Regions from separate parts of the Mus musculus genome. Here all the other regions are linked to region 1. Evidence: chromatin loops called from intact Hi-C (ENCODE). Cell type or tissue: left cerebral cortex. All regions are shown on one strand.

What was found. Hi-C counts contacts between places; a loop is a spot of excess contacts. Peaks named below come from ENCODE experiments on the same cell type or tissue, not always from the same donor. Only the 100,000 strongest peaks of a DNase experiment are listed, where the experiment ranks them.
Region 2: a loop joins it to region 1, with 2.1 times the contacts of the local background. A loop is called at or near these places in 2 of 42 quality-filtered maps.
Region 3: a loop joins it to region 1, with 2.2 times the contacts of the local background. A loop is called at or near these places in 15 of 42 quality-filtered maps.

Annotation. Positions count from the first base shown.
Region 1 is chr2:52,390,096-52,398,095 of GRCm38, forward strand. Arl5a (ADP-ribosylation factor-like 5A) reads right to left here. Exons shown (of 6, transcript NM_182994.2): 6 at 7,856-8,000. It overlaps Gm13522 (predicted gene 13522), which reads left to right. Exons shown (of 4, transcript NR_166117.1): 4 at 17-213. Among named protein-coding and RNA genes, the nearest start is that of Gm13522, 16 kb to the left of the region's middle. In left cerebral cortex, no CTCF peak of the experiment used is centred here; a DNase peak (open chromatin) is centred at 4,649.
Region 2 is chr2:52,110,516-52,118,515 of GRCm38, forward strand. It overlaps Rif1 (replication timing regulatory factor 1), which reads left to right. Exons shown (of 36, transcript NM_001355415.1): 30 at 1-2,485; 31 at 5,733-5,879; 32 at 6,153-6,230; 33 at 6,320-6,435. Among named protein-coding and RNA genes, the nearest start is that of Gm52510, 17 kb to the right of the region's middle. In left cerebral cortex, no CTCF peak of the experiment used is centred here; no DNase peak of the experiment used is centred here.
Region 3 is chr2:52,298,993-52,306,992 of GRCm38, forward strand. Neb (nebulin) reads right to left here. Exons shown (of 157, transcript NM_010889.1): 18 at 7,537-7,641; 19 at 6,292-6,399; 20 at 6,102-6,215; 21 at 5,038-5,139; 22 at 4,835-4,942; 23 at 4,639-4,743; 24 at 3,450-3,548; 25 at 485-589. All of the region lies in intron 2 of 4930573O16Rik (RIKEN cDNA 4930573O16 gene), which reads left to right. Among named protein-coding and RNA genes, the nearest start is that of 4930573O16Rik, 12 kb to the left of the region's middle. In left cerebral cortex, a CTCF peak has its summit at 4,585 (motif pointing right); DNase peaks (open chromatin) are centred at 4,637 and 5,771.

The DNA of each region.
Region 1 (8,000 bases):
TGAATTCCCATTGTAGGTTGTGCAAGCTACTCTAGTTGTGTGCAGTGGTGGCTGTTCTCGGTTTGACTACATCTGGAACTAAAACCCAAGCAGCTGGGGACACCTGTGCATGGATTTCCTTAATTAAAGCACGTGAAGTGGGAAGAGCCATCTTTAATCTGCGTCACACCTGCTGGAGGCAGGCTACATAAATAAAGGACATGGAAGAATGAAGATGTTGCTCTTTTTTCCTTCCCTCCCTCCCTCCCTCCCTCCCTCCCTCCCTCCCTCTCTCTCTCTCTCTCTCTCTCTCTCTCTGTGTGTGTGTGTGTGTGTGTATGTATGTATGTAAAAAGGGTAACCATAAGGTTTCCTTTGACTTTAATCAGTAAACTACAGGCTCATCTCCCTTAAAATACAGCCCCTGAACTAAAAATTACTTCATGATCTTTTTTTAAATGAGCCTTTTCTTAGAGTGACAGAGCCAGCTGCAGGACATACTGTCTATGGCAAGGACATCACAGGCACTCTCCCCTTGAGTAAGACTTCAGTCCTCACAGTTTGGCTCCTTTTCACACAGGCAGAGCACAGTGACATCTGTTCACAGCCCTCAGAATGCTATTGCTACTTGTCCCGTGAACTTAACAGGCCCGCAGACCATCACACAACTGACACCATGAGATAAGTACCATTCTCCAGGCCTTAGAACCCAGCACCTACTAGAAAAGAGAACAAAGTCCTAATCTATCCAAGTCCATAGTCCTGGGGAAACTCCTAAATGTACTGACCTTGATTTTTGGCTCTTGTAATCCTGCTTCTGGCTGATCTTAACTAACAGAAGTGGGTCAACCCAGGATGTGTTTTTGTGCTTAAAAGCCCACCATGAAAAAAACCTGTGTCTGCCCTTGGGTCCTGTACTCCCATTATTTGTTGGTTGGCTAATTAAGACTTTCTCTTGGCTTGAGCCCATGTCTGAGTGGTTTTCTCTGGCAGATACCTCACATCACGGCTTTTCCTGTCCTCCCACCATCAGCAAAGCAGAATCAATGCTTAGCAAAAATGTCTGACTTCCTCCTTTAAAGTAAGTTGTTTCAGTTTAAAAACATGTATTACTAATATCTAAACTGTTAGCTTGCTGTCTGCTATGAGCAGACACATGCTATGAGAGCATATGAATTTTAATTAGTGATGTGAAGTCAGAGCGGAAAAATCGTAAGAAGCATATTTCAGGTAGAGACAGAGCCATTTCTGAGTTCAAGGCCAGCAGGGTCTACACAGCCAGTTCCAGGACAGCCAGAACCACTAGAAAGCCTATCTCAAAGCACCCCCCTCAGCTCCAAATAAAGCATATTATTACCTATGTGCCTGTTCATTATACTCTTTTCATTCTTATGGGGTCTCTTTGTTATAGTTTAATAGTAAATTTATAGTAAATTGTTTAAATAAAATTATTTTATATAAACTTGATAATGTACTCAAATATTTGGAATAAGTTGTGAAATAAAGTGACCATACTTTACTTTTATGTAACAGAATATAGCTTTGAACTCATGGCTCTGCCTTAGACTCGTGAGTACTGGGACTACAGACCGGTTTCACCCAGACCAGGAGACAAAAGGTAGCCTTGTATCCACCCTAGAGAAGTCACTGCTGTCTGGTGACACTCCCTACAAGCCCTTGTCTATACACTAACTTAAGTAGATGGGTTGACATTTATTTTAAGAGGCAAAAAATAAATAACTGAATAAAGAATAAATAGTTTATATTTATCATGAAGAATGTTGTATAAAGATTCATCTGTGTAAGAGGGCTTTTTTTTTTTTTTTCCCCCGAGACAGAGTTTCTCTGTGTAGCCCTGGCTGTCCTGGAACTCACTTAGTAGACCAGGCTGGCCTCGAACTCAGAAATCCGCCTGCCTCTGCCTCCCGAGTGCTGGAATTAAAGGCATGCACCACCACGCCTGGCTGTATGAGGCTTTTTATCTGGTAAAATTGGTATGGCAGTCCTTTAAACTTTAAATGGGCCTGATTTTTTTTCCAAGGAAAAACAAGCAAGTGATTTTACAGTGTGAAAAATAGCCCCCTTCCCAATTAAAAATGTGATTACTATTCACTCTTTAAAACTGATCACCAAAATGTCATTAAATAAACCCAAAGTACGAGCATATACACAAGATTAGTAAACATGTTCTGTCTTTTTTCTGTGTAGTTTCTTTATATAGTCCTGGCTGTCCTAGAACTTGCTATGTAGACCAGGCTGGCTTCAAAGTCAGATCTGCTTGCCTCTGCCTTCCCAAGAGCTGGGATTAAACCTGTGCTCCACCATGCCTGGCCCAATCATTTTCAATCAATTATTCCTATCTTAGTAAATCTCCTTTTCTATTTCTTATTTCTCTTTCAAGAAACAACTACTATAAAGCCAGGCCTGTGGTGCATCCCTATAATCCCATGGCTGAGGAGAGGATGCTGATGCAGAAGGAAGGTCAGGGCCATTCTAGGCTATGCAGCAGGATGATGCCCCCATCAGGACCAGTTCCAACCCAGGACCAATAATTCACACTTGTCCAGAGCAAACAAAGCAGTTTCTAACTAAAAGTAGATTTAATGACACAACAATTCTAGGCATATAGTTCTTAAATCATTTCACATTGTGAAGAAATATTTGAAATACAGTTTTAATGGATACATTTTAATTTGAATGGGACTTTTTCGGGCTCAGGGTTGACAGCTAGTTTAAGCCAAAACTCCTTCTTTACCCAGTTGATTTTACTTGCGTCTTGAATGGCCAGAAGTCTAATCGTTTCCCTTAAAACAGAAACCACACACAATAAAAACTAACATGTAATGTTGATCACCTCATGACTTACAACCAATTAAAATGTGTAGTTAGTTAATTTAATTAAAATGCCTTTTAAGATTAAAGATACTAGATTAGTGAGCCCAGTCTACTACTGATTAGTGACATCATCAACGACCTGCCAAATTATGTTTTAGTATCTTTTTTCTTTGGATACGGGGCCTCCTGTATTCCAGGCTGTCCTTTAACTCCCAGTGTAGGTTTGAAATGTTAATCCTCATGCTTCCATCTCCCGAATGCTGGGACGGCAAGGGCGTGCCATCATCCTGTTTGTGCTATGCTGAGGTCTGAACTTGGCTTTCTTGCACAGGAGACAAGCACCTTACCAACTGAGCTATATGCCTAGCTTCCTGAATAATTTTGTCAAATGTATAATGTTATTTAGCATATATCCCAAGATAGATGAAATATAGATGCTACATTGCTCAGCTGGAAACACTTGAACAAACACACAGACCTAGCTGCTCTTAACCAAGAACCAGGGAATATCCAAGACACAACTAAAGCCCTATGAACAGTTTGCTAAGGCAATGCTAGGCACAGTGCTCATATCACTTTATGATATTTATGTGCTAACTAGCAGGTAAAATGGACAACCCCTGCAAGCCTTGTGCTCATTGACAGCCCTAGAGAAAGTCATGCTGGCCAAGCTGATGTGAAACTGAACTGAACAGAACCCCTGACGAAAGATGCTGTCTATAGCACCCTGCTAAAACATAGAGGAACCGTGCTGGGCACGGGGTGGGGTGGGGAGGCGCAGATGTCTGTAATCATTTAGGCAAAAGAGGCAGGATGGTTACAATTTCACATCAAAAACAGCTACACAGTGAGTTTTTGGCCATCCTGGGTTACGGAAGAACCTGTCAAAACATGGGAGAATCTCAGAGTACGGCACCGAACAGAGGTACTGGAAGGGCCTCCCCAGTGTTACTGTCAAGCTCAGTGTTCAAGACTATAGGTGGAAAGGCTGCTCTCTGTGTGACTAGGAGAGGGCCTTCTAGGTGGAAGGAACACGCAGTTTCAGGCCCCCTGCAAAGTCCGATCCATTTTGAGTTGATTATTTTAAGAGATGAGAGGGACTGACTTCATGCTCTGCACATGGGCGTGGTTTATTTCTAGAAGGCGATGCTCCTCAATGCCTCTTTCCCTTTCTCGAAAGTCCATTGGCTGTGGATATGTGGGTTCACATCTGAGCTCAGTTCTGCCCCATGAATGTTCAGCATTTCTGGTAATGTTAAGCTGCTTTCAGCTGCTATAGTTTTGTAGCATAACTGAAATCAGGCAGTGCAACGTCTCCTACTACGTCATTGTTTTTTTGCTCAAGATTGCGTCATTTGTCTTGATGGGATCTTTGAGTATCTGTAACTTCCCTGCATCAGTGACCTGAACTGGGAACCAAACGACCCCTGCCTTTGTCAGAGTATCAGAGCAACTGGAAAAGTGCTAAGACAGTGTACAAAGAGGAGTCATTTTTAAAATTCACTTTTTAATCAATGGATTTTCAAAATAAAAAAACTTTAATGGACAAAACATTGTATCTAGTCCCCCAATCAACAATTTTTTTTTTTGGTTTAGTAAAAATGTCATTTTCACAAAGTCAATGTTTGTTAGTGTTAATTACAAAATACGCGTACAATTGATATGTCAATCTTATCTGCTTTCTTTCAATAGGATTTCACAGATGAGTTATGGAGAAAGAGTTTATTGCTAAGAACATTTAGGTAGTAGTGAGGCTAAAGCCTCACAGCTTTGGAAACATGCCTGAGGCTAGGCCACACCCGTGTAGAACTGTGGGCGTAACCCAGTAGCTTCTGCTGGGCTGCTTCAGTAGGCTGCTGAAACTAAGATTCTTTCCCCACACACTGCATTGTGCTTGCTTATTTATATTTTTAAAAATAACCTTCAGAATGGAGGCAGCTGTCTCAAGAATCCTTCAGAAGCAACCGGGTAAGGCAATGAGTGAAACAGGCAAGCTCCCTTATACATACATATACATACATATATATATACAACACACACACATATATATACATATAACTGACAAGAATTCTCTCAAAATGCTTCACAGTTCAGGCTTCCACACAGGATGCAAATGGTTCTGTGCCAGCAAATCAATACCTACCGGTTACCCAGACCTCACAACTGGGGTGGGGGTGGGGGGCATCTCATAAGTAAATGTAAATTAAAACATTTCTGTGTTCTTTTTCATTCCTATTAATACAACCCCCTTTGTTGTTGTTTAGACAGGGTCTCATGTAGCCCAGGCTCATTTCCAACTCATTATGTAGCCAACAATACCCTTGGACTTCTTATCCCCCTGCCTCTATTTCCTAAGACCTGGAATTACAGGGCTGTACTGCCATGCCTACTTTTATCCAGTGCTGGGGACGGAACCCAGGGCTTCCTGCACGTCAGGCAAGCACTGTACCAACTGGGCCCTAACCAGATTCTCTAAAAGCAACAAAAACGACTCAGTGCTACTTTCAAATCTCAATGTACCATGATCTACCTGGACTAGTACATCCAAAAGCAGCATCAGAAAAGCAGCAAGCACGACGCTGTTGCCTATGGCCAGTCCCAGTAATGGAAACTGCCCCCTAAGTCTTCTCTACTTCCACATATAGTGAGATCATCTGGACTCTGGTTATCCTGCCTTCTTCCACATCACACTTGTCTACCATTTCCCCTCCACCATCACATTTCATCACATGATTAAACTCTCCAGTCACGTGTTGGCCATTTAAGGATGGGCCCTGGATGGGCCAGTTGAAAGAATTAACACATGACTTCCAACAAGCACCAACCTTTACCTTTGAACTCTGGTGCACGGGCAGTGTATCTGGGATCTTGAAAACGTGGCAAAAATCTTAAGCATGTGAAGCAGATATGGGAGATAAACTCTTGAGTTTTTAAAAAATCTTACTCCTCTGTTGATCCTCTCACCTCAGCTGCAAACAGATTACCAGGGAGGGAAGAAATGGAAAGTTCTTGGTAACCAACCGCTCAGGTGTACAGAAAATAACCAGTAGCCATGTAGCATGGCGTAGTCACTAATCTACCTCACAGTTCTGAGCAGAGACACAAACCCTAGGCAGACTCACACATACAACGAAAGCTATGTACAAAGATGAATCTCAAGGACACATTTGGTAAAAAAAAAAAAATGCTCAAAAGGCAATGACAGGTGACAGATCATTTAATATTCTTTTTTTTCATATTTTATTTTATTTTTTTTCATTTTTTATTAGGTATTTAGCTCATTTACATCACTTAATATTCTTTAACTGAAATTTCACACAGCCAGTAAAAGTGCAGAGGCAGGACGTTTATACAATTTGTAAAAGGACTCTGAATCTATGATGTTCCAATTCACATAGTTACCAAAGAAATCTAAAATAGGAGGTATTGTTTTCGTTCCAAGACCAGCTAAGCTTTAAAAGAAACAAATAAAGATGTCTCCCTGTGCCTGCGTGCTTACTTAACAAATACAGAGCCTTGGAAGACATGTTAAAATAGGAATTGTAGGCTCACTTAAGATCATGTACAATTTATACCACTGAGACAAAAAAACTAAACTCCTCTAAGTCAAATGACTATTAGGATGGCAGCTGTAAACCGGAGAGCAGCCACAAAGGCTCAGGACTTGCTAGTTGTATTATAAAAGGTGTTGTTATTCTTAAACATTTAGGTGACAGAATCTTTTTTTTTTTAATTTTTTAAGATTTCTTCTTCAGCCCTCTCAAAGGTAAATGAATATTTAGTGCAGGTGTGATGCATTGTGAGTGAATTAAGAAATAAACTTTGGCTGGGGGTGTGTCTCTGTGGCAGAAGTCTTGACTATCAAGTGTGAGGCTCTGGGTTTAACTCTATAACTACAACGCCAGCAAGATAAGTAAAAGCTTTCCCAAGAGTCTATAGGCTACAGATCCAGGGATGCCGGTCGGTCCACTTGTAGGGAGGAGCTCTGCACTGCACACCATTCTCTCGGTGGCTACCCATCCTTCCAGGCATTAAGTATGGAGCTTTCACGTCTTCTGCATCCTGGATGGCTCTGGCTGTGGGGTTCCTGATTAGAGAGGGTCTATTCAGCAGGAAGTTTCAGAAGACAGGTCTTTTTAAGATTAGGGGACTTACCTTTTAGAGTAGGAAATGGAAACAGAACAGAAAGGGAAAATTCAAGGACATGGGGATGGGAAGAAGGCCCCTCACCATGGAGTTAGGCTAAGGCCTCTCACAGGCTAATAAAGAAGTTCACAGCAAAACTCCCTGGAGACTGTGAACACTGAAAGAATGGTGAAACAGCAATGAGCCGTGTCTAAGGCTTGAGAAAACAAGATCCACAGGTTTGCTGGGACGGCTCTCCCAGCTGTAAAACATGAAACCTCCTTCTGATACTCTTGTACAAATGCTTCACCTGTAACCTAGCATAGCAGGGAATGGCGGAATCTAGGCCTTAGTCCCAATCCTAGCCCTGCTCCTCAGACCACCCCGTGACTTCACTTCCTAAACCAGGAATGCTTTGAACACTGTAATTCAGAAGCCACCACACTTCATATGGCTTTGTTAGAAGTACTTGCCTCCATCTCTAGATAGGCTCACATCCATGCTCGGGAATTTCCCTAAAAATCTTTATCTGTTATTCTGCATAAATCTGTTAAGACCCTTTTGGGGGTGGGGGGAGCAAATTAGTTTTGTTCATGTTTCTATATGCCATGGCTTGGTATTTTCAACTTTGTTGAAATCAAACATAAACTGTGGCTTAGAATTCCCAAGGCTTATGTCACCAATAAGACAAGAATATTCAGTACAAGCTGGGAGTGGTGGCATACAACTTAGTTCCAGCACTCAGGAGGCAGATAGGCAGATCCTTCTGGGTTGGAGACCAGCCTTGTCTATAGTTTCAGGACACTCAGAGCTACATAGTAAGATCTCAACCTTCCCCCCTCCCCCAACCAAACCAAACCAAATCAAAATAACAAACAAAAAGACAAACACCACAACAAAAACCCCCAAGAATATATATCATAGAAAACATGTATCATTTATTACATGGACTTAGAAATCAACACAAATCAATGTCAGGCACTTTTTAAGTACACACTATGAGAAATGTCTACCAAGGGTATGCACAATGAGCAGGCAACACCACAGAGACTCATTCATCC
Region 2 (8,000 bases), 280 kb before region 1:
AACAGAACATGTGTCAGAAAATGATGATCATCCTTCTGAAGCTACCCTAGAGCATAAAGATGGAGATCCTAAACCAGCAGTAGAAAATGCTTCATTGGAAGACTTAACAACAGAAGAGAAAAATGTAGGCATTAATATGGAATCTAAAGAAAGTACAGCCTCAGTTGTAGCACGAACAGAACAAATAGTAAATGAAGATAGTCAGGCTGCTGCACTAGCCCCAAATCCAAAAACACTCCGACGGTCTTCGAGGCGGCGTTCAGAAGCTGTAGATTCTTGCAGTGACAGCCAAGAGAGAGAGAGTGGTCAGCAAAAAAAGGAAAGACGAAAGGAAGAAGAAAAAATAATCTCCAAGAGTCCGTTGCGTATCAAAGATGATAAGTTGCCCACGCAAAAACTAACTGATGAGTCACCTATACAGGAAAATTTAACTGAAAAGGGAAATACTTTACCTGAGAGAACTTCAGGGGAACCCAGTGTTAATGCTGAAATTGACCAAAATAGAAGAAAACCAGACCTTGAGAATGTTAGTTCTGAAGGAGGTGGTGGTACCCTGGACAATCTAGACAAGTCGTCTGAGAAACCTTTAAGAGGACGGACACGTTATCAAACAAGAAGAGCTTCGCAGGGTTTGATTTCTGCTGTTGAAAACTCAGAATCTGACAGTTCTGAGGCAAAGGAAGAAGTTTCTAGAAAGAAACGATCAGGGAAATGGAAAAATAGAAGCAGTGACAGTGTTGACATTGAAGAACAAGAAGAAAAAAAGGCTGAAGAGGAAGTTATGAAAACTGCAAATCAGACACTCGATGGCCAGGCAGTTCCTGATGTTGATGTAAATGCAGCGGCTCAGGTTTGTGAAAAAAGTACAAATAACAACAGGGTCATCCTCCAGGATTCTGCTGGGCCTGCAGATTCACTGCAAGCTCCACCCAAAGGCGAGGAGAAAAGTAAGATTAACAAATGTGTAGACAGTTCATTTGTAAGTCTACCTGTGCCAGAGTCAAACCTCAGGACTAGGAATGCCAGTAAGAGATTATTATATAAACAAGATAATGATAGTAATGTGAGGGTATCAGACAGCTCTCTGTCTCCCGAAAAATTCACCCAAGTTGAATGCCAACACAAGAGAAGTAGGAGAGTCAGGAGATCTAAAAGTTGTGACTGCTGTGGCGAAAAATCACAGTCCCAGGAAAAGTCATTTATTGGGTTAAAGAACACAGAAAGTTATGCTATAAAGAGTGTGGAGAAAAAAAAGACAGATCTACAAGTACCTGAGACTGCCCCTGAAACTCGTGAAGCTCGTGACCATGCTGAAACAAAGTTGGCAGGCGAAGAGCCTCTTGTGAATTTTCATGTGGGTCTTAAAGAAGAGAATTGTACTACTGGTGATTCAGTTAAGTCTGAGGCTGAGTTGCAAGAAGCTTCCCTTCCACCTGAAATAGTAACTGTGAAAGAGAAGACTTACGATACAGACGCTAGTGAAGCAGTGTCTGAAATCCAAGGGCCATGTAGTGAGAACCACAGCCCTGCTGAGGACCCAGGCTTAAGTGAGTGCAAAGACATTTCACAGAAGCAGCTTTCAGAGAACGGAGAGCTTGACATCAGCGATGTAGGGAAGGCATGCAAAGTCATAGCTGGGTCCAGTCCAGAGGGAGTTGAAACTATGGAATTAAATGTAAGAAATGATGCATTTGTAGCTGCTGACTCTGAAAAGAGTACCCAAATGGATGTTTCTGTAGATGTGGCAACAGAGGAAGATAATAAAAAAGATGAATGTGAAGCAGTCACAACTGAAGTGAATGTTGAAGGAGTAGCCACTGAGGACTTTAATTCAGGTATGGATCTTTCTGATACTCCCATACCTGTAAGCAAGGATGTTGAGACTGAGCACGCAGCTAGTGGGGAAATAGAGGGGGAGAGCAATGAATCTGATTCAGGCTCATGTGAGGAAATGAACAAAGAAATGGGAAGTCACAAAGCCCAGATGAGCACTGAAATTGACAGTGCCAGGGTAAAGGAGACGGACATACTTGCCAGTGCCTCTAAATCTGAAGAAGCGCTGATTGGAAGACTAGACGTCAACACCCAGAGCTTTGTTAGTGACATTGAAATGAGTTCTGGAGAAAGAACTGTTAATTGCAAAACTGAGACATCCATTGAACTTAATAAATTAGATGAAGCAAAATTAAGTGGCAATGAAGCTACAGTGGGAAATGATACTCTGCAGGAAGTTTGCTTTACTTCAGAGAAAGTGGAGAAATTACCACAGTGTCTGCTAGTTCAAGTGGCTTCTGAACTTGGAGCAGAAAGCAATACTACGTCTCCCGAAAAGTTAGAGCTGGATTCTTTTGGATCAGTAAATGAAAGTCCTAGTGGTATGCAGCAGGCACGTTGTGTCTGGTCACCTTTGGCTTCTCCATCCACAAGCATTTTAAAGAGAGGACTAAAAAGATCCCAAGAAGATGAGATCTCACCAGTTAACAAGGTAGGAGGAATGACACTAATGAATCTAATGTTTGCTTGGAATATGTGGTCACTATGTGAAACCTAGTAAAGGACAGGGTGTTAGCATCATGGCCACTCACCATGGGAAGGTCAGGAAGGGTCTCAGGTGGTCTTGCACCTCACACTCAAAAACTTCATGTAGGTGTACACATGGGACATAATGGGTAGCTCTCATTTAGGATCTTCCTTTTCTACAATCCAGTTCATGGAGCCAGATTTAAGAAGCCAAGCAGCACTGATTATTGTTGATCAAAAGTGTCAGCACTTAATATGTGTTTGGATTTAACTAATATAAAATATTCTAAGACAATTAAAATATTTTGTAACTACCTCATTTTTAATTTCTTTCCTGTAGTCCTTATCCTCCTTTGTCCATTGTGGAGATTAAATCCATGGTCCCGTTTATATATGCTCTATTACTGCACCACATTGCCCAGGACTTAGTTTTTTTTAGACTTAGGTGCATGCCACCAAATTGATTCTCCCCTATCCAGTTTTTGTTCCTTTTCAAGGTTGGGGGAATCCAGTGCACAGTGTTGAGTATGTTTGGCACATGGCACATACTCGGTCACTGAGAGATTCCCAGGTGTTCATTTACTATTTATTTCCTTAATGTCTGTTTTTTCTGCACTTAACTATACACATGAAAAGCTTCAGGAAAAAATGGGATTATCTAGGTTACATAGGTTAAATGAATGAGAAAAATGTAACCTCTGCTTGACATAAAGCATGTCCTAAATGATGCCATGCTGATCTTTTCAACTTAATCTTGAAATTGATATCTGATACTATAGAATATTTATTTGAACATATGTGTATGGTATATATAAAGATGGTGCTTTGAACTTTGCCCTTACAAGCACGGATGTTTTTAAATCTTTTTTTGGAGTTTGTGTGTGTGTGTGTGTGTGTGTGTGTGTGTGTGTGTGTGTGTGTGTGTGTGTGTGTGTGAACCTCTTGTTTTCCATGCTGACCACTCACGCCTCAGCTAGGGTTATAGTCTGTTTCATCACCTTTGGCTAATAAGTATATCTTTTTCGACTAATTTTTACTACATTTAATTATTTGTATGAATATATTAGGACATGTGCACAGTATAGTAGTGCAGGTGCCTATAGAAAGTAGAGACATCAAGTGCTGCGTAGTGTGGGTGCTAGGACCTTTGAAGTGCAGTGTGTGCTCTTTTTTCTGTTTTTGGTTTCTTTGAGACAAGGTTTCTCTGTGTCCTGGCTGTTGAGTAACTTGTCTGTAGACCAGGCTGGCCTGGAACTCATTAGCCTGCCTCTGCCTCTATCTCCAGGAGAGCATGCACATAACTGTCCAGCTGCAGTATGAACTCTGAACTCCTTTAGTTTTACAATCTGGAAAAAATAACATTAAAAAGGCTTCTGAGACTTTAGAGATGAAGTTGTTTAGGAAGATGTAACAGCTCTTGATTTTTATTTTATTTTACTTTTGGTTTTTTTTGTTTGTTTGTTTTGTTTTTATGACAAAGGGCCCTCACTATGCAGTTCTGGCTGGCCTGGTGTTCACACATTGGTAGCTATATACTTTTTTTTTTTTTTTTTTTTTTAAAGGAAACAGGTTCATTGTGGACTGCAAAGGGTAGTAAGGCAGTAACAAGATGACAGAATTCTGAATTCTTTAGAAGGCTTGTACAACTTAACTAGAATAACTATTGTACTACTGCTTGATAGGAACTTAGGTTTAGTGTCTGTTTCTGTCTCTGTCTCTCGTTGAAGACAGGGTCTTGCTATGTAGTCCTGGCTATACTTGGGAAGATTTAATTTCTGTGGTAGATACTTTGCCCATTCTTAAGAATCAATCCTAGAAGATATGGAATGATACTAATATCCGCTATATATTTTAGCAAATAGCTCAATGTGAACATATTGTAGTCCTTTACAAGAAGCAAATTCAGCCACAGTGAGGTTAAGATAGATAAAAATTGTTGCCCTGTGGCCACAATATTTGTATTGCCTTCAGAGAGTTTAGGGCAGGGCACAGGAGATAGCGTGGGGGATCTCATGTTTGCAAAGCAACCATGAGGACCTGAGTTCAGTTTCTAGAACCCACGCTTAAAGTAAGAATCCTGGGCTGGGTGGCATGTCCTAATAATCTCTGTCTTGGGGAGACAGACAGCCATATTCTGGGGTCTGCTGCTTAGTAAGCCTAGTCTACTTGGGGAATTTCAGGCCATTGAGAAGCATCATCTCACAAAATTAGTTGTACAACACCTGAGCAATCACTCCCTTCAGAGTTGTCCTCTGACTTCCACATGCATGCATTCACAAGTTTACATCGATGATTAATAAGATATACCAGAAGCCAGTTACTACCATCCATAGTATGTATAATAGAGTTTATTGGTTAACTAAATCAAATTATACAGGATTTTTAAAAGAAATTTATTTTTTTTTGGTCTGTACGTTTGTATATGCAAAAGTCAGTGATCCTGGTGAGGCCAGAAGAATGTATCAGATCCCGTGGAGCTGGAGTTACAGACTTACGTAGAACTGGCTTGTTAATGTTGGTGCTAGGATTTGAACTCTGGCTGTCATTATGCAGCTGGTGCTTTTAACACCTAAGCTGTCTTTTGAGCCCTTGTTTTGTTCTTTGAGGCTGAGGTTTCACTATGAAGTTCCAGACTGGCCTCAATTTGGTGATTTTCTGCCTTTGTCTCCTGTGCTGGGATCACAGGTATACATTGCCATTCCTGCATTTGTTTTTTAGACAGGGTCTTTCTATGTAGCCCTGACTGATCTGGAACTTGGAAATCTATACCGTGCAGACCAGGCTGATCTCAAACTTTGCCTCTTGAGTACTAGGATTGAAGGTGTACACCATCATATCCTTTGTATTCATTGTACATTGCTAATTTAAAGAGTTAAAGTTTTGATCACTGAAGAAGTAGTGTAGTATATAATTAGGATGAGCTGCAGTATTAGGCAATATCTGAAAGATGGAACAGTTGTACAGGAGGGTTCTAGTAAAATAAGCTTGGAAATACTTGCTTTTGCACAAACTCAAGGTGTTGTCATCTTTTGGGGTGGGGGATATGTACATACATTTAATCCAAGTTGTTTTATGTTTAACTCATTGATTTACATAGACATTTGTAAGGGTCTAAAGTAAGAATAATATCTTTTTAATCACTAGTCAATTGTAAAAGTGCCAATTAATGACAGGTGTTGTCTTCTTAATGAAAATTTATCTTGTACTTTCAGATTAGACGTGTCTCGTTTGCAGATCCAATATACCAAGCAGGATTGGCAGATGACATTGATAGGCGTTGCTCTGTTGTTAGATCTCATTCTTCAAATAGCTCTCCCATAATAAAAAGTGTTAAAACTTCACCTACTTCACACTCTAAGGTAAGCTGTGGTCTTCAAAATATGCATATGTCTTTATTTAAAGTTGTATTTGGAGATCAAGAAACAGTCTTCTTTGCTTTGGATATATACTGCTTTTTCATGGAGAAGGCTAAGGCCAATCAATCAGCTAAATATCACAGGTAAATTAATATTTTATCCTATTCCATTTTCATTTCCTAACATTTTACAAGGGCGATTTTACTTGTACAATTTAACTTGTAACATTATAGTTGTCTGGGGTTCTGAGTGTTGTTTTTCTCTACTTCTGTCTAGCATAATACCACTTCAGCCAAAGGATTTCTGTCCCCAGGATCACAGAGCTCTAAATTTAAGAGCCCAAAGAAGTGTTTAGTAAGAAGTGCTTTAGTTTTTATGTAACTTTATACTTCCATGTTCGATCTTGTAACCTCTACTTAATGGCTCTTGAAATTTATTTTAAGATTACAGAAATGGCCCAAGAATCCATGCTGTCCCCAACAGAAAGTGTTTACCCAGCTTTGGTGAACTGTGCAGCATCAGTTGACATCATTTTACCTCAGATTACATCAAATATGTGGTAAGAGGAGTAGGCGTTTGGGGTGTCTGTCTGTTTTTCACCTTTATTTTGAGACATAGTATTGCTAAAATTTGGCAGTTTGAGGAGGGTGTTTAGCTACTAAGGAAGCTGAGGTAGGAGGATCGCCAGGTCATGGCCTGCCTGAGATGTAGTTGTAATTTCCTATAGTAATGATGAAGTAATCTGAGCCTAGGACTGAAGCTCAGTTGGTAGATGCTTGTTTAGAATTGACGAGGGTATAAATTTCTCCCCTCAGTACTGCATAAGCCAGAAGTGCTTTTGCAGGGGCACTAGGGACAGCTCAAAGGCATCCTCTGACATGTCCAGTTTGAGATCAGTGTCACACTGGATTGTTGATTTAAATTTCTAAGACTTACAATGTGAAGGGACATAAAAATAAAAGATTTTAACGAGGTTCACCTGTATGAACCATGTTCATACAGAACATAAGTTCTGTGTACCAAAGAGTTCTTGATTTTGGATCCTTTCCTCCCTCCATACACACTGGGATTATAAGATTGAATTGCCAGGCATGGCTTAGGGGAATGTCTTAACGGTCAAACTTCTCAGTGTTGAATTAGTTGGTACTTATTCCTCTCACACATTTTTTTTTTTTTTTTTTTTTTTTTGAGATGGGGCTTCTCTGTGTAGCCCTGGCTGTCCTGGAACTCACTTTGTAGACCAGGCTGGCCTGGAACTCAGAAATCCGCCTGCCTCTGCCTCCCGAGTACTGGGATTAAAGGCGTGTGCTACCACCTCCTGGCAACCTCTCACACATTTTTTACTTCAAAAGTAAAACGTGTGTATCCTGATATGAATAAAGGCTTAGTGTTTGCATATTTTGGTATATATCTTATTTTATCCTACTGTAGACCCTCTTAGGAATGGAAATATCATTGTAAAATAAAAGCTTAGTAGGCTTACTCCACAAAATTTGCAGAGCTGAGTAGGTTGGTTGCCGTGTAGTTTCGAATAGGTAGACCTCATTGATGGTCTTTTGTTTGTGCTTAATTTAATCTTGTTCCAGTCTTGTTAGAGATGTAATTAGCGCCGGGCATGGTGGCGCACGCCTTTAATCATAGCACTTGGGAGGCAGAGGCAGGCGGATTTCTGAGTTTGAGGCCAGCCTGGTCTACAAAGTGAGTTCCAGGACAGCCAGGGCTATACAGAGAAAACCTGTCTCAGAAGGAAAAAAAAAAAAAAAAAGAAAATTTAAATTTATATGTATGTGTTTTGCCTGCATGTATGTTTATATACCATGTGAGGCTGATTTTGATACCTGGAGGCCAGAAGGTATTAGCATCCCATAGAACTAGAGTTGAAATGTGTTCCTGGAAGTGAAATAAGTGCTCTTAGCCACTGAGCTATCTCCCTCCATTCTCAGACAACTAAATGTTTTTTTTTTTTTTTTTTTTTTTTTTTTTCTCGAGACAGGGTTTCTCTGTATAGCCCTGGCTGTCCTGGAACTCACTTTGTAGACCAGGCTGGCCTCGAACTCAGAAATCTGCCTGCTTCTGCCTCCTAAGTGCTGGGATTAAAGGCGTGCACCACCACACACAGCTAGA
Region 3 (8,000 bases), 91 kb before region 1:
AAAAAAAAAATTGAAAGTTTGTATCTGTAAATTTATTTCATCATGAGTAATTTATTAACCAAATAGTAGTATAACTATTGATTCTTTTATTACATAATTTCTTCTTCTACTTCGCTAAAAGTATAAACACCATACTCTGCCTTAATAGTTTAAAAACCTTCAAAAGACTCAAGTATATCACAAATAATTATATTATAGACAGCAACCTATAAAAGTTATAATGAGATATTTACATGGGAGACATCTCAATTACTCTAGAGTTTATCATAGGAATAAATGAGAAAATTCTTCTGATAATAAGAGAGGTCCTGGAAATGATATCTGCTAATGAAATAGGTTCCCAGAGTACGTGAGACTTAGAACCCTCACTTCCACTCATAACCGGCCCCAGAGCTCACTTCGTTGAATCTAGTTCTACGTCTTCAGGCAGACGCACACTTTCTCTCTTTCCACATACGAGGCAAGCGTCTGGCCTCTTACTTACATCACTCAGGTTATAAGCATTGACTCTGTGCTGGATGAATTCCGGTGCATCTGCTGGCACGCTGCACTTGAATTTCTCACCTTCATGCTTTGCTTTGTAATTCAGCTGAAGGGTTATGGGGGCAGGGAGGGAAAATATGTTACTGTGGGCTGACTGTGTGTCCCAATTACACTTAATCCCTTAAAGTCTCCATTGGTGGTACTTAACAGGACCCACCCATCAGAGGTGATAGGCTCACAAGAACTCTGCCCTCATGGTCTGATTGGCCAGCAGAAATGGCCTCATTATAAAAATGAGCTCTGAGGAGGGCTTGCTCTCTGGCCCCCTAAGCAAAGCCTGTGCAATGCAATGATTCAACAAGAAACCCAGGACTGGCACCAAGCCCTTAGACTTCCTAACCTTTGAAACTATGAATTAAGTAACCTTTATTCTTTTTGAGGGGCAACAAGACCGATTTAGATATAATGTCTTACCAGGAAGCCCAAATTGTCCTCAAACTCAAGATCCCCTGCTTCAGCCTCCTAGTGCTCAGGTTTCAGTCAAGGGCAATTATTTCTGGTAAACTTCTATTCTTTATAAATTACTTGGCCCCAGAGTGTTTTTTTTTTCTCAGCACACAAAATGAACTCAGCAGACATTCAAACAGTTCAAAGTAGGAATTTCGTTGAATTTATGTAAGAAGGTATTGGTGTCTCTTTAAGAAGAAAGGGGGGGTTTCATGTGTTTAGCAAATTGTATCTTATATCTTGGGTATCCTAGGTTTTGGGCTAATATCCACTTATCAGTGAGTACATATTGTGTGAGTTCCTTTGTGAATGTGTTACCTCACTCAGGATGATGCCCTCCAGGTATGGAAGGAGTTACAGAGACAAAGTTTGGAGCTGAGACGAAAGGATGGACCATGTAGAGACTGCCATATCCAGGGATCCACCCCATAATCAGCTTCCAAACGCTGACACCATTGCATACACTAGCAAGATTTTACTGAAAGGACCCAGATATAGCTGTCTCTTGTGAGACTATGCCGGGGCCTAGCAAACACAGAAGTGGATGCTCACAGTCAGCTATTGGATGGATCACAGGGCTCCCAATGGAGGAGCTAGAGAAAGTACCCAAGGAGCTAAAGGGATCTGCAACCCTATAGGAGGAACAACAATATGAACTAACCAGTACCCCGGAGATCTTGTCTCTAGCTGCATATGTATCAAAAGATGGCCTAGTCGGCCATCACTGGAAAGAGAGGCCCATTGGACACGCAAACTGTATATGCCCCAGTACAGGGGAACGCCAGGGCCAAAAAAAAAAAAAAAAAATGGGAATGAGTGGGTAGGGAAGTTGGGGGGAGGGTATGGGGGACTTTTGGGATAGCATTGGAAATGTAATTGAGGAAAATATGTAATAAAAAAAAGAAGAAGAAGAAGAAAGGGGGGTGGGTTGTTTAATCTTGTCACTGTCTCATTCGTCTCTCAGAGGAATCATGGTACAACTGGGCCTCACTCTGACATTTCTGCTGCTACACTATAGACACAGTTAACAGATGCCTCATCAGCATCACAAGACTGGGTCTGGAGGGAGTGAAAACCCAAAGTTATAAAGCTCTATAGTGAGAGGAGTAAGGAAGCCAGGAATAATTCCCACTAACATCTTAACGCAGCTATAAAGTCTGGTCCACGCTGTCCCCTCTTTAGACTCTCCTCACCTCTCTGTCTACAGTGCCCTGCCGGGCATTCTTCTTCCCGGCATCCTAGCTTCGTTTATTTACTGAAAGTGTAACTGCATTGCTTTCTCTCCATTACCTTTCCTTCCTTCAACGCCTCCCGTGCCCCTCACTCCCTCTCAAATCCCTGGCCTCCTTTTCTTTAACTCTTCCTTTTACATACACACATGCAATTACGCACACATGCATAAATAGATAAACACAACCTGTTGAACCCATTCACTGCTGCATGTGTACACGGTTATTTCAGGACTGACCGCTGGATACCCAGCTAAGGGGGTCCTCCCTGCGGGAAGACTCTCTCTCTTTCTCACTCTCAGCATCCCTTAGTTGCCTGGGGTTCTTTGTCTATGGGTGGCGCTCCACATTAGCACATCTGTTGGTGTCAGTGTTCAGGTATGGTTGAGCTAGCCCTATTGTTGAGGTATCAAGAGGGGAGCTTGCCTGCCGTTCCCAAGAGACAAAACTTACAGCAGATTTATTTTATGGTCCTCTGGCTCCTAACATATTTCTGCCTACCTCTTCCTTGATGTTTCCTGAGCCTTAGGTACAGGAATTGTGAGATATATCTATATCATCTATATCTATATCATCTATATCTATATCTATCTATCCATCCATCTCTCCCTCTCTGTGTGTGTGTGTGTGTGTGCGTGTGTGTGTGCGTGTGCGCACGCGCAGAAATGTGCAATGTCAAGTGTGGAGGTCAGAGGACAATTCTGGGGAGTCAGTTCTCTGCTTCCACCACATGGAAGGAGATTGGGGATAAGGCTCAGGCATTCAGACTTAGTGGCAAGCATCTTTCCCCACTGAGCCATCTAGGCAGCCCCCATATTTTAACTCTCATTTGTTTTCACATTGCTTTGTTGTAAGCACACCTTCTCTTTCTTTAAAGTCTTTGACTTCACCAGAACACGAATGCTCCACATTTTGCCCATTAAATAGATGTTTCTCAGTTGCTACTGTTCTATTAAGTGTCGCAAAGGTCTAGCATTCATGGGACACATTTTAATTAGTAAGACAATTCTATGAAAAATCAATGAGTTACTTAAAAATACCAGTTACTTCATTGCTGTCTAACAATCTGTGGGAGGGGGCTAAAGTTCAAGCTAGCAGCTACATTTGCATCGTATTAAAATCTGAAACATGGCATTAAGGACATGACCGATGGATGACACTTGAAGACACTGAGATTTTTCAGTAAGTCACACCTGGGTCACCCCCATGCAAAGAAGTCAGGACACTTACATCACTGAGCTGTTTGGTGTTGAGCTGGGCTTGCAACAGCACGGGAGTGTCGGTGACTGCTGTGAACCTGGTCTTATCAGGATGCACTTTGTAGGTGTGCTGGAAGAGAAGAGAGCCTCTGCTGACATTCCACGCTGAACTTTTCTATTCCTGTTCATACCACACCAATGCCGGAGAACTTTACATCTAAAACTCTGCTTTCCTTAGTCCTGAAGAATGGATCCAAATGCTACTTCCTTCTGCTTTCTACTCCTCTTTCTCTCCTTTCATCTCCCTTCCCCAGTGTTCTGTGGTAGATGTGTAGCTTTTATTTTAAACTAAAACAGAATTATATTATTTCCGTCCATTTCTCCCACCTATCTCTATTCCTTCTTCCTTTCCTACTTCATGATTTTTCTACACTTGATATTAGCCAAAAGGCCAAGAAATCATTGAGGTTTCTGCTTCATCTAAGCTGCCCAGTCAATCTTTCCAGTGCCCACATAGCTCTGTGATGAAACTTGCATTTCGTTTGGGCTGTACATTGAGTTATAAGTTCTGCCCATCCCATCCTCCCTCATCTTTATAGTATCCTCCTCCTCCCTGGTATATCTCGGTCATGTCTCTTCTCCATTCCTCTTTCTCTTGAGAGCGTTCTTTCTGCTTCTCTGCCCCTGATCTTGGCATAGCAGAACAGTCCTGCCTCAGATCACTCTGGACCTCCAGTCTCTTCACATCACCCTGGTCTAACTGAGTCACCCACGTATATTAGATGATATCTCTCTTGATATTGAATGCTCTTTGTTCATTGCCTGTCTCTTCCACTCCAGTTGAACTTCTGGTAGAGCAGATCATCTTTCCCCCTAGCTCCCAGCACTGAGGACAGTGTCAGGCTCATGCTAGCCCGGTATCATTTTGTTGAACAATGAACACCCTGATTATGACAAATTTGGATAGTCTCCTTTTGTCCTGAATTTATAGCTATACAAACTACTGAAAATAGACATAAAACCTGAAAGAATTTCATAACCAATAGAAATCTTCCTAGAAATTTTTGTATTCTCTGATCCAACATCCAAAGTCAAATTAAAAAATAAAAACAACTCCATCCTGACAACTAGGTGACAACATTTAAACTCCTGTTAAATGTACCACTAGATGTCAGAAGCATCCTACATCCAATCCGAAGAACTCAGGGCAGCTGGCTTACATCTTTACACTGGTCCAACTTCTTGATAGATTCATATTCTTGGGTTATTGTCTGAGGGAAATAGCATTTCCCTTTATCTTCTTCATATTCTGCTTTGTAACTCTTCTGAAATGGCAGAAGAACAAAACCAACTGAGGATGGCTGCTGCTCCCAAGCAATATCACTACAAGGCCAGAGGAACTGGATTCAAACTTACATCACTGTTTTGAGCAGAAACCTTCATGCAGTGTGTATGGTATGGGTCTTCAAAGCTGCCTACGTAGTGGCCCAACATATTCTTTACATAGGAATCTTTATATTTAGCCTAATAAAGAAAAACACACATACTTTGAGTTAATAGCAACTTTCCAATGGGCAGGAAAGCCTTCCCACCCAAGAGGTGGCCATGGCTTTTCGAACCTCACTGAAGTTCTTCAGAAGGGTGTCAAGTTGATACTTGGGGGTCTCACAGTAATTCATACTCTTGGCCTTTGTCTTCTCATAGTTTTCTCTGTAGAGTCTCTGTCAACGGAAAAAGGAAGAAAATACATATCTCAAACACTACCAGTCATCTATGCCATTGCCAGACTCGAGCAATGGGATGGAATTAGTATGGTTTCTTCCACCCATCTTCCATCACACAGAAAGGATACTCTTAAAGCTCATGTCTTGTATGATGTCACCTGCTAATAACAGCAAGTGTTCATATTACCTATCCCAGTATTTCTCAGATTGAAAAGGGTAGCGTGTGAATGCATTGAAATAACTGTCCCATTTGTGTGTGCTTGAAGAATGTGGATTGCTTTAAAATTTGAAGTACAATAAGGCCTAAGGCCTAAGAAGGGCCTGAGGACTCAGGTAGTCCTACAAAAACCACCAGCTCAGCACTCGATGCACACACTTCTCATATGCTTGGAAGTTGCTTTTCACCATCAGCCTTACATTCTCTTTATAGCAGCTACCCACAAATTATAGATTTTAAGGTTTGGAGTCCTCCAACAAGTGCTCTGTCATATCTTGCTTCATAATCTCTCTTTTATAAAATTCTTAAACTGAAATGTCTTGCTTCTGTGTTTCTGCTTCAGCCGGTTTTCTACTCTGCCTCTCAGCTGATTTTCTCGCTTCCTGCTTTTTTTGTTTTCTGCACATCTTTGCAAGCACGTCAGTTCAGGGCACTGAGTGAATGCACACCCACACTGATACTAGGAGCACTGTATGTTCTAACATTAGGCCACTTCTGAGAAATAAAGAAAACAGTGTTTTATTATTTGTTTCCTCCTTATGAAACAAAGGCATAGAGGAGATTAAAGACACAGTCCTCCCAGAGAAGAACATCACTAGCAGTGAATCTCTGCTATCGCCTCTCCACATTTAGTTTGCCATGCAAATGTGAGATTTGAGTGCAGGTTGACATGCAACCCAAGGGTACATTAATTAGTGGGGATCCCCACATCAAAATGAAGTGGCTTGTGAAAGTTACTTACATCACTCTGGTTCTTGGCGGTCTTCAGGGAGTGCAGCATCTTGGGGTCATCATTGATGCTGAGGGCACCGATCATCTTGCCTTTGCTCTTCTCATAGTCCTTCTTGTACATCACCTGCAAGGACACCACACATGTTAACTGCTCAGCAGGGGCATCCCAGGCCAGCAGCCCAGCCCAGAGCTACACTCACATCACTGGCATTCTTGCTGTTGGCTTTGGCTGCCAGCAGTGGGATGGCATCCACCTTGATGTCAAACTTCTTAGCTTTGCTCTTCTCCCAGTCTTGTTTGTAGACATTCTGGGAAAGGAATTAACAAAAGTGAAATATTTGACATCACATTTAGAGACCAAGGCTAACTCCTTATTATTATTATTATTAATTTATTTATTTTGGTTTTATGAGACAGGGTTTCACTGTATGGCCTTGACTGTCCTAGAACTCATCCTATAGATCAACCAGCCTGGCCTTGAACACAAGAGATACAACTGCCTCCTGACTCTCACCCCACCCTGTGCTATGATTAAAGACATGCATCACCACTGCCCAGCTATTACTTTATTCTCTACAGAAGATAAATGCATCCTGTTCATTGTCTAGAAAATTGTGCATGCTTGAGGTCATTTTCCATAAGCTGGAGCTTCTAGGTTTCTTGTTCTCCATCAGAATATTTCATCAAATTAGCTCCGTTTCAGTGATCTCACTAATATCTGAGTTCTAAACTAAACAGCAGTGAGGGGTACACACATTCTGCAGTCAGCCTACTCTCTGTGGTTTCAGGAATCACTTCCATTTGCCCTCTAAATCCACTCAGAGGTCATTTCAGGAAGCATCCTATTACCCTCCAAGGCTAGATAATCGCAGTACTTGTTTTAGGAATTGCTGAAGAAACTAAGACACACTCTTCTCCTGAGGGTCATTTAGCTTTTCTATAAAATTAAATTTGGAAAATGAAAGCTGACAATGGATTCATGGCCTTCTGCCCTTTACATATTCCTTCTGGGCTATCATTAGCATAAGCCTTCTTACAGGTAGAAATAAGTCTAATTTGTGTCGGGACACTGTAGGCCTGGGGAATAAAGGAAATCATTTCTAAAAAAAAGATTATATTCCAAGAAAGTTGAATTACAGTATAGGATATATAACAATGCTAACAGATCTAGCATTAAGAATTACAACAAAATACACATGCAGGGTGATATTTTAGAGGCTGGTTAGAACATATTAAGGTTATCTAACAATTGAATGAAGCTACTTGCAAGATGACTACACAGAAGCAGTAGGGATTTACAAGGCAAGTTTAAAGTTATTTTGGTAGAAACACACATTTGTTAAGGGTTCTTCCCATCTTTAACCTTGAAGTAGTCATTGGATTACAATGAAGCAACTCAAAACCAGGGGCATAGCTGTCTGTGGTGCAGTACGTGAGAGACTTACGTCACTTAGGTTATAGGCGTTCACTCTGTGCTGGATAAAGGCAGGAGCATCCGGAGGTATATGACACTTGAATTTTTCACTTTCATGTTTGGCTTTGTAATTTAGCTAAAGAGGGAGAAGCAGGGTATGGGCAGAGAAAGGACCATTAAGATCAGAAGAGAAAGGTTTACTGAATGGAAAACCTTCTTCAGACATGTTGCAAAATAGCTGGCCAAGATCACAAGAGCAACAGCTTAGGAAGACTGCTCTGTGGAATCTGTGTACTGGACTCTTGTCATGTCACCACGTTTATCACAGTCACCACGTCCACCACTGTGGTAGGTGACAGAATGAGGTGGCTTTTCATTCACATTCCTCTCCATGCCTCTCACAATTGGTCCTTTACCAGAAGCACCGTCCTGGCCTCCTCTTCATCGCTGATCTCGCTTTATTGGAGATTCCCCTCATAAATGCACCTTGCATAT